Linked DNA regions of Homo sapiens: region 2 is linked to region 1. Evidence: read pairs that join two places in POLR2A ChIA-PET (ENCODE). Cell type or tissue: GM12878. All regions are shown on one strand. Links, peaks and the distances in the headings refer to the core of each region. The heading gives the core; the rest is flanking DNA.

Region 1 (4,405 bases), core at 136-4,135:
ACAGCGTACCAAATGGTCTTCTACATTCCAAACTTGGCCTTGTTTCCCTCCCTCCACCTCAATTCTCCACATCACTGTCACAGTTTCCGTTTTCTTTTTTCTTTTTTTTTTTTTTTTTGAGACAGAGTCTCGCTCTGTCGCCCAGGCTGGAGTGCAGTGGCGCAATCTCCGCTCACTGCAAGCCTCCCGGGTTCACGCCATTCTCCTGCCTCAGCCTCCTGAGTAGCTGGGACTATAGGTGCCCACCACCACGCCCGGCTAATTTTTTGTATTTTTAGTAGAGACGGGGTTTTACCCGGTTAACCAGGATGGTCTCGATCTCCTGACCTCGTGATCCGCCCGCCTCGGGCTCCCAAAGTGCTGGGATTACAGGCGTGAGCCACCGCACTGGGCCTAGCCCAGTAAGTTTATGCAAACTTACCATACCCTCATATCCCCACTCCCTAGCAAATGTCTGATGCTATTTTGTGTGAGATGCATCACTCCTTTTTTGTTGTTGTTGTTGAGACGGAGTCTCGCTCTGTCACCCAGGCTGGAGTGCAGTGGCGCGATCTTAGCTCACTGCAACCTCCACCCACCGGGTTCAAGCAATTCTGCTGCCTCAGCCTCTGGAGCAGCTGGGAATACAGGCACCTGCCACTGCGCCCGGGGAATTTTTATATTTTTAGTAGAGATGGGGATTCACCATGTTGGCCAGGCTGGTCTTGAACTCCTGACCTTGTGATCCACCCGCCTTGGCCTCCCAAAGTGCTAGTATTACAGGCATGAGCCACCGCACCCAGCCGACATGCATCACTCTTTATAACTACATATGTGTTCATGTTTCTGTCTTCTATCTAGTCTGCTACTTCCTTGATGGTGTGTTACCTTTCTATGTAGTACTGGTTGCACAGCAGAGACAGCTAAGCCCTTAGAGAGGTGGGCTAAAAGGCACTGAGGTGAAGAACATATGCAGCTCAACATACCTTACAGTGGTTAAGTTATAACTACCAAAGAAAAGCTAGACTTTACAAGTATTCAGTTTGAAAAGGCCTGATTTATGTCCACTCAGGGGTGGATATTAAAAATATTTAACAAGTGACACTCCATGGCCATCCAGCTACACAGATCAGCTGATCAGAAAGGAGTGCCAGCCACAAACAACTGTATAGTCTCGTAACTCCCAGCTGAGCAAGTGTAGTTGCTGAGCTGAAGAGAGTAGGTAATTTTTGAAACCAATCAGCCATTTAAAAAAAAAGAGGGTTATGATTATGAATATTTTATAAAATATCATTATTTCTTATTTTTAAATACCATATGTTTTGATTATAACCATTATCATGAGGAAAATCTCACCTGAGTTTCACTATGTCTCCATTGAAAAATTCTTACAAATTTATGGAAACTTCAAAGTGGTTGCAACCATTCAAATAAATGAATGACTGTAATGAATGCAGATTGCCTTAACTTGAGCTAAGAAAGTGTCAGAGTTTAACATAGAAATTAAACAAATGATTTTTTGAGAAACTAAAATGATTACTAACGGTATAATAAACCAATAATTTTCTGTGACATCAACCAGGATTTTAGCTTCTATCAGAAAATACTATCACAGACAAACAACAAGCAAACCAAAACTTCAGACGCATGCTGGGGAGGCTACAGAAGGAATGAAGTCTTTACACTCAGGAGCAAAAAGGCATCCAGATGGTATGTTCTGCCTTACTTTAGAAGGCTGGAATGGTAGAGAGGAGGGGAGAGATGATGGCCACCAGGGAAGGGAAATAATCTGTCTCTCAAATCTTCCCTTGAAATTAGAGTTTAGGGATCCCATAAGGCAGTGGTTTGTACATAGTCAGGGCAAATCCACACACAGCAATAGCAGCCATGGAACCATACTTCAAGGATCTTGGGAGGACATTGACTTGCATACCTTGGGAAATCACACGGACGACATCAGAAAACCCAGGTAGCATACTTTCCCATCATAAACTAGCTCACATACACTCACAAAATCAGAAATGTGGTGACATGAGGTTAGGGTGGGGGAGTTCCACCTCATATAGAAAGTATTCATTTAATGTATTATGTAATGTCTATTAAAGGTATTACTTTAACTCTGTGGTAAATAAACCACTCCATAAGTCAGATATTCTCAGAAGTACTAGGAATACCTGGAGAAAATTAAGTAAGTATGACACACACAAACATATGTTAAAATCAGAGCTTCTTTTGTAAAAGTGACTATTGTTACTTTAAGGAAAACCCTGTGATTGTTCTCACGAGTACAGTGAAAACTGACTGGCCCTCAGTCCCTTCTGTAAAATGAAAGTTTATTTACATATGTCTTTCCTGAAAAACAACACTAAAGATACAGATCATAGACAATACAGATCACAGACAAGGATGTAGTATGCAATAGTAGATTTAACTTATTCTCTGTGGATATCACCTGATATTGCTCTTTAGACAAGAAGAGCCATTTTCTCCCTGGGTAAACACACACACACACACACACACACACACACACACACAATGTAAAATTTCCTTCACAAAAATGGAACTGGAAAGTATTAATGCCAAGAATACACAGGGCATAAATCTACATTTATGCCCATTATTTAAAAAAAAAAAGCAACCATGAAACAAGAAAATTGAGAGCATTTTCACAATCATCTTTTATTATTATTTCCTCTTAAAAATCCCCTTCTTATAAAAACATATCTTCTTATATTCATTTATGAAATTTTTCTTTAAGTTTACTTTCATATGGTATTAGCACACTTTAAAGCAATTTCTTCTACAGTTAGAATTTCTCATTGTTAGTGTAGTATGACTATTTGGCAAGTAAATTTGAAGACTGATCTCTTCAATGCAGTTGTATTGAGCCACTGAAGACTTTAAGCTCTGTATCTCTTGATTTTATCATGTTTGAAATAATTCTGAACTTGTTTTGTCTAAAATCAGTCATTCTAGTATTTGTCATTGCTTTTTCCGACATTTAGCAAAGCTTACAAAGTCCCCATGTCATTTCCTCTCCTTGAGATATTTAAGAGTAGAACAAGAAGAGAACCTTAGAGGTCATGAGGTCAGATGCCCAATGGAAAGTTTAAGTTACATTTAGGAGATCACCTCTAGAATCACTGCTACACATTCTTTGCCACTTGCCCACAGGTACACTCCACCTCACATTATCTATATACTGTAGACCCAACCTAGATCCATCTTAACACGAGGAAAAAAAGAATATGACTAATATTTTCAAAGTTCTTATTATGAGGTAGGCACTTTTAGATACCAAACATGTATTGTTTCATTTGACCCTCACAATGATTTTATGAGGGAATTACTATTATGGCCTTTATTTTTTTAAGTTGAGGAAACTGGGTATTAGAGAATATAAGCCACTTGCCCAAGATCACCAGCTGGTAGGAGGAAGAGTCAAGGCTAGGACTTTAACCCAGGTGTGGCTAACTCCAAAGCACAAGCTCTTATCCAGTAGGGTTGTTGTGAAAGCAAATGAGAACATATAGGAAATATTCTTAGCACTATGCTTGGCACATAACAACAACATAAAGTACCAGATATTATTATGTTTTCTGATAGGATGAATTTAGGGAAATCACACAGAAGTTGAGTCATTGTCCAGAGGTGTAAAGCCTATGAATGGTAAAGACAAGATGGAAACACAGAAGACTCTGCTGTGAAAAATTACCCCCAACAACCATTCTAGGGATCAGCAGTGGTGCATAATAACTAGTATATACACCAGGCAAAAATATATCTATATAATAGAGAGAAGAAAGGCAGCACATCCAATATAAGCATGCTCTTCTTTTATGTGGGAGAGGAAACTCTACAGAAATATATTAACCAGCAAGGCTTGCCTTGGTCAAAACTAGAATATTGAAAAAAACTTTGTCCTTTGATAATTTTCTAAGCTTGCTTTCAGGACTTCTTCATTACATCTCTGCCAAGTCACAAATGTCCCCTTGCAGATCTACCCTACTGGTCACTGACTTTGCTTCTCTAGGCCAGAGGATTCATATGCATTGCACTCCTTAGAGCCCTGTCTACTCTGTGTAACAAGGATGAGTTTCTGGTGGTTTTAGTTGGTCAACATGTAATTATCGCCCTTGAATAGTAAAAGCTTCTAGTCAACTTAATGAGTCCTAAAGAACAATGATTTAGAGAGACTTTGATTGCCTGTTACACATAGGCCCTGTCCTTCAGAGAGGCTAAATTTTCCACCTTTGTCACAGGGATTTCAGGAAGAAACATAGGGCAGCAAATGTAGACAGCATACCTGAGAAGCTGTTGACAGTAGCATCAGTGAGTGCCTCTGGCATTTGATCAGAAACCAACATGAGTATTTCTAAATATTGACTTCAGTGGAAGGATTGTTACTTGTGATGTTCAGATTAAG
Region 2 (4,405 bases), core at 118-4,117, 85 kb before region 1:
TAAGCCTTTTATAACCTTTGTAACCTTTACTAAGGAGTCAGTTAACGCTTCAAGAAAACCTTGTTAATCACACACAGGCATCAGTGTGCCTTTGACATTAATGATTAACTTATAGAGAAACTGAACTATTTTGTCTCTCAAAATGGGCCCTTACAATCTCACAGGCCCACCTCTTCCATGATAGGCCTGGGGCCTTGAGGAATTGAATAGCTTTCATTTCCGGCTCTGTGTTTCAGAAATGCAGTTTATTTTGATGGCATCTTCTACAGGGCCTGAAGATGGGGCTTTAATTACTGTCAGTGTTTAAAATTTAGTGGATTTGGTGTCCTTTTTAGACCCAGGAGTCAGAGCCCTATAACTCAATGTCACAAGTAGTTTGAGACCAGCCTAGCCAATATAGTGAAACCCTGTCTCTACTAAAAATACAAAAATAATCCAGGTGTGATGGCACACGCCTGTAGTCCCAGCTACCTGGGAGGCTGAGGCAGGAGAATGGCTTGAACCCGGGAGGCAGAGGTTGCAGTGAGCTGAGATCGCACCACTGTACTCCAGCCTGGGTGACAGAGCAAGACTCCGTATCAAAACAACAACAACAAAAAATCACACACACATACAGAGAGACACACAGATGTAATAACCCTAATTTTTTAAAGGTTTTTCAACTCAGTTTTTTTCCTAACAAATCAAAACTTAATAATAATATGACAAGTTGATCATATAAAAGTTTTTGGGGCTTTGGGGGTATTTTAATCCTCTCATTGTGACTTACATAGACCATGCTTCGACTTTCTGGTTTGTCCTAAACATCCTCCTTTCTTAAACAACCAGTCATTTTACTCTAGGACTAAATTTACCATACAAGATTCTTCTCGTATAAAATTATTTCTCTTTAAGCTTTCTTACAAAAAAAAACCTACCTCTTTATTTTTATAACTTTCTTTACATCTCCTTTATTTCCTGGTTCCTTTTACCTTGTTTTATACAAGACCTCTAAATAAGCTTTGAATTAGACAAAATTGTTCACCTTTTTAAAGGGCACACTTTTTTCTTAGAAAGAATGTTTTTCTACAAATACAGTTTTATTGGAAAATACTTAATGAAATATCTATTATTTAATTTAATATAACTTTCTAAATTAAACCTTCAGATTATAAAGATTTGACCTACCTGACTGTATCTTGCTTTTAACCTCCAAGCTGTCCTTGCTCATTCCTGGGTGTAAGCCGAACTAACTTTGGGAAGAACCTGGTTTATAGTTTAGCTTTGAAACAAAGACAATAACAAACTTTATTGCCTGTGAACTAGACCGCCTAAAACCACAAGATTAGAAGTTATAGTAATCTTACTAAATTTAAGATGTAACTATTTTGATTAAATCAATACTCATGTCTTATTTATTAAAGATTATGAAAGTGGAGATCATTCTGTTTTGGGCTGGGTTAATAGTTTTGTAACCCCTATGCCAAGTTTTGACACCTTATAGTATTTAGGAGGAATAAGTATGAAAATGCTTGATTAATAAATGCCAACAAAAACGTACGCTGGCAAATTGTTAAGACATTTCTAATATTATTTTACCAATAATTTTAAAGCCAACTTATTTATTAAAGATTTTACTTAACTCACTTGAACTTGAAAAAGCATTTAACTAGTCTTTGTTCTTTAGTATCTGATTTAAGCACTTTTATTTTTTAATCCAATTAATCAGAGCTCGTTTATATATTTTTAATAGTGAAATATTGTGTACACAACAAATAAATATATAGATGTATTAGGCATGCTGATAGAAGTACATCTTATAGATTCATAAAGACCTCCTTTTTTTCCTTTTTTTTTTTTTAAGCTCACCCTGGGCAGTTGTCAGCTAAATAGCCTTAAATTTGCATTTTAGAGGAAACAACTCAGGTGAAAATCAGATAACAAAATTTACATCATAAGGTATGAAGAGGGCCCAGTGGGCCAGCAAACTCCTGTAATCCCAGCACTGTGGGAGGCCGAGGCAGTTGGATCACTTGAGGTCAGGAGTTTGAGACCAGCCTGGTCAACATGGTGAAACCCTGTCTCCACTAAAAGTACAAAAATTAGCCAGGTGTGCTGGTGCGCTTGTAATCCCAGCTACTCGAGAGGCTGAGGCAAGAGAATCGCTTGAACCCAGGAGGCAGAGATTTCAGTGAGCTGAGATGGCACCACTGCACTCCAGCCTGGGCAACAGAGTGAGACTCTGACTCAAAAAAAAAAGAGTGTAAGAAGAGAAAGCCTGGTGAGCTGGAGGGAAATTAAAATGGATTTAATTGCCGATTGAACATAACATTATAGAAGTCTATTATAAAGGCCTTCAAATATATACAAACACACATATACAGACACACACACACACACACACACACACAGCTTCTACAGCTTTTACTTCAGTACTTTAGCCATGAGATAAATACAAATTTGCCAGCTCGCAAAAAACAAACAAACAAAACCTGTTAGATCCAAACAGTGGTTTTTATCTCAGCAGAAACATAACAGCAGATTTAAAGCAGGCAGAAAAGAAAATACAGAAAAAGGGGACCTGGGAACTCTATAGTTTACAGGTCCACCTTAGGGCTCTTTTTCCTTAATCTAAATGTGCACAAAGACTGTATTACTTCCATTTTACTCTGGCAAGTAAAGGTGCCGTAAAACCTATGGAGTGCACAAAAGTGGGTCATTCTCCTTGTTTTCTCCTCATTCTTAGATTGTTTCCTGGTTTTATGTATATATTTATTTATTTATTTATTTTCTTAAAAGGAGGAACTGAGCTGTGGCCTAGGGTTTTTGGGTGATGCATCAGTGTGTGCTGCTTGTGGGCAGGACTCCTCAGTGTGTCACCACTGAGTCGTTTCCACCCTCTTACGTGTCTCAGTTTCTCTCTCCAGAGGTCTATGACCTCTGAAAGAGCTCAAAATGCCAGGTGATCAGCTCTACAAGAGACTCGCTTCACCTTTAAGGGCAGCAATTCTTTTTTTTTTTTTTTTTTTTCTGAGATGGAGTCTTACTCTGTTGCTCAGGCTGGAGTGCAGGGGCATGATCTCGGCTCACTGCAACCTCTGTCTCCCAGGTTCAAGCGATTCTCCTGCCTCAGTCTCCTGAGTAGTTAGGATTACAGGCATGTGCCACCACACCTGGCTAATTTTTTGTATTTTTAGTAGAGATGGGTTTCATGTTGCCCAGGCTCGTCTTGAGCTCCAGACCTCAGGTGATCCACCCACCTTGGCCCCCCAAAGTGCTGAGATTACAGGTGTGAACCACTGCACCTGGCCAAGGACAGCAATTCTTTTAGCCTCAAGGCATCTTCTGAGCTTTGTCTTTGATGGAGCCGGTCTCTTTGGGCACTAGTATCATTATCCTATGTTTGGCTCCTAGGGTTATCCTTTAAAAAAATATGTCTTTTCCTAGCACCTAACAGAGTGCCAACTACAACATAGAAGGCCTTCAGGCTTTCATAATACTGTTTAACTAATACTTTTTCCCACTTTACTGAGGTATAATAGACAAATAAAATTGTACATATTTAAGTTGTATAGTATGATGCTTTGATGTACATATGCATTGTGAAATTATTGCCAAAATTAAGTTAGTTAACACATCCCTCACCTCACATAGTTACCTTTTGTGTATGTGGTAAAAACAAAGGTCTGCTCTCTTATTAAATTTCAAATTTACAATACAGTATTATTAACTTCATTAACAATTATCAAATTAAATAAATGAGTCCTGTTGCTGTCACCCAGGAGATGGCACTCTTAAGAGACAGCTCAGTGATGGATCAATGGCTGATAGTTGAGGCATCTGCTTTTATTATTATTGTTTTTGATTCATATGGGAAACCAATGTTTTCTTTACCTGTTAATGCCCTTTTAATATGGATGGTCTTTCCTAATCAGCAGTCTATGTGTAGCAGGACAAGCCGCAGACAAAACATCTCAGACACCGAGTTGTAGAAAGAAGGGCTTTATTCAGCTGGGAGCATTGGCAAGCTACTGCCTTAAAATCCGAGCTCCCCAAATGCACAATTTCTGTCTCTTTTAAGGGCTCACAACACTAAAGGTTTTACATGAAAGGGTCGTGACTGATTTGAGCAAGCAGGCAGTGACAGGGGCTGCATGCCCCGGTGGTCAGAGAGAAACAGAACAGGGCAGGGAGTTTCACAGTGTTCTTCCACACAATGTCTGGAATCTATGAATAACATCGGTTTGTAAGTTATGAGTTGATTTTTAACTACTGGGTTTAGGCCAGGCAGGCCCAGGCCTGGTTTTGGGCCTGACGCCGGGCTGCCTGTCTTTGGTTTTACTTCCTTGTTGTTTTTTCTTAAAACAGGTACTGAGTATAAAACAATATAAAATAATATGAGAGGTCTCTCTCTTCCCTCATATGG

What was found. Peaks named below come from ENCODE experiments on the same cell type or tissue, not always from the same donor. Only the 100,000 strongest peaks of a DNase experiment are listed, where the experiment ranks them.
Region 2: POLR2A ChIA-PET joins it to region 1 with 7 read pairs; 5 of 35 experiments call an interaction of 5 or more read pairs at or near these places.

The regions. Positions count from the first base shown.
Region 1 is chr3:112,488,128-112,492,532 of GRCh38, forward strand. All of the region lies in intron 1 of BTLA (B and T lymphocyte associated), which reads right to left. Among named protein-coding and RNA genes, the nearest start is that of BTLA, 9.1 kb to the right of the region's middle. RefSeq lists a silencer at 3,997-4,046. In GM12878, for the core only: no CTCF peak of the experiment used is centred there; a DNase peak (open chromatin) is centred at 2,004; H3K4me3 peaks cover 2,243 bases; H3K27ac peaks cover 3,395 bases.
Region 2 is chr3:112,403,186-112,407,590 of GRCh38, forward strand. LOC105374041 (a long non-coding RNA gene) reads right to left here and starts at 1,230. Exons shown (of 4, transcript XR_924334.3): 1 at 1,168-1,230. The region is part of intron 1 of LOC124909408 (a long non-coding RNA gene); the gene reads left to right. RefSeq lists an enhancer at 3,096-3,618. In GM12878, for the core only: no CTCF peak of the experiment used is centred there; no DNase peak of the experiment used is centred there; H3K27ac peaks cover 976 bases.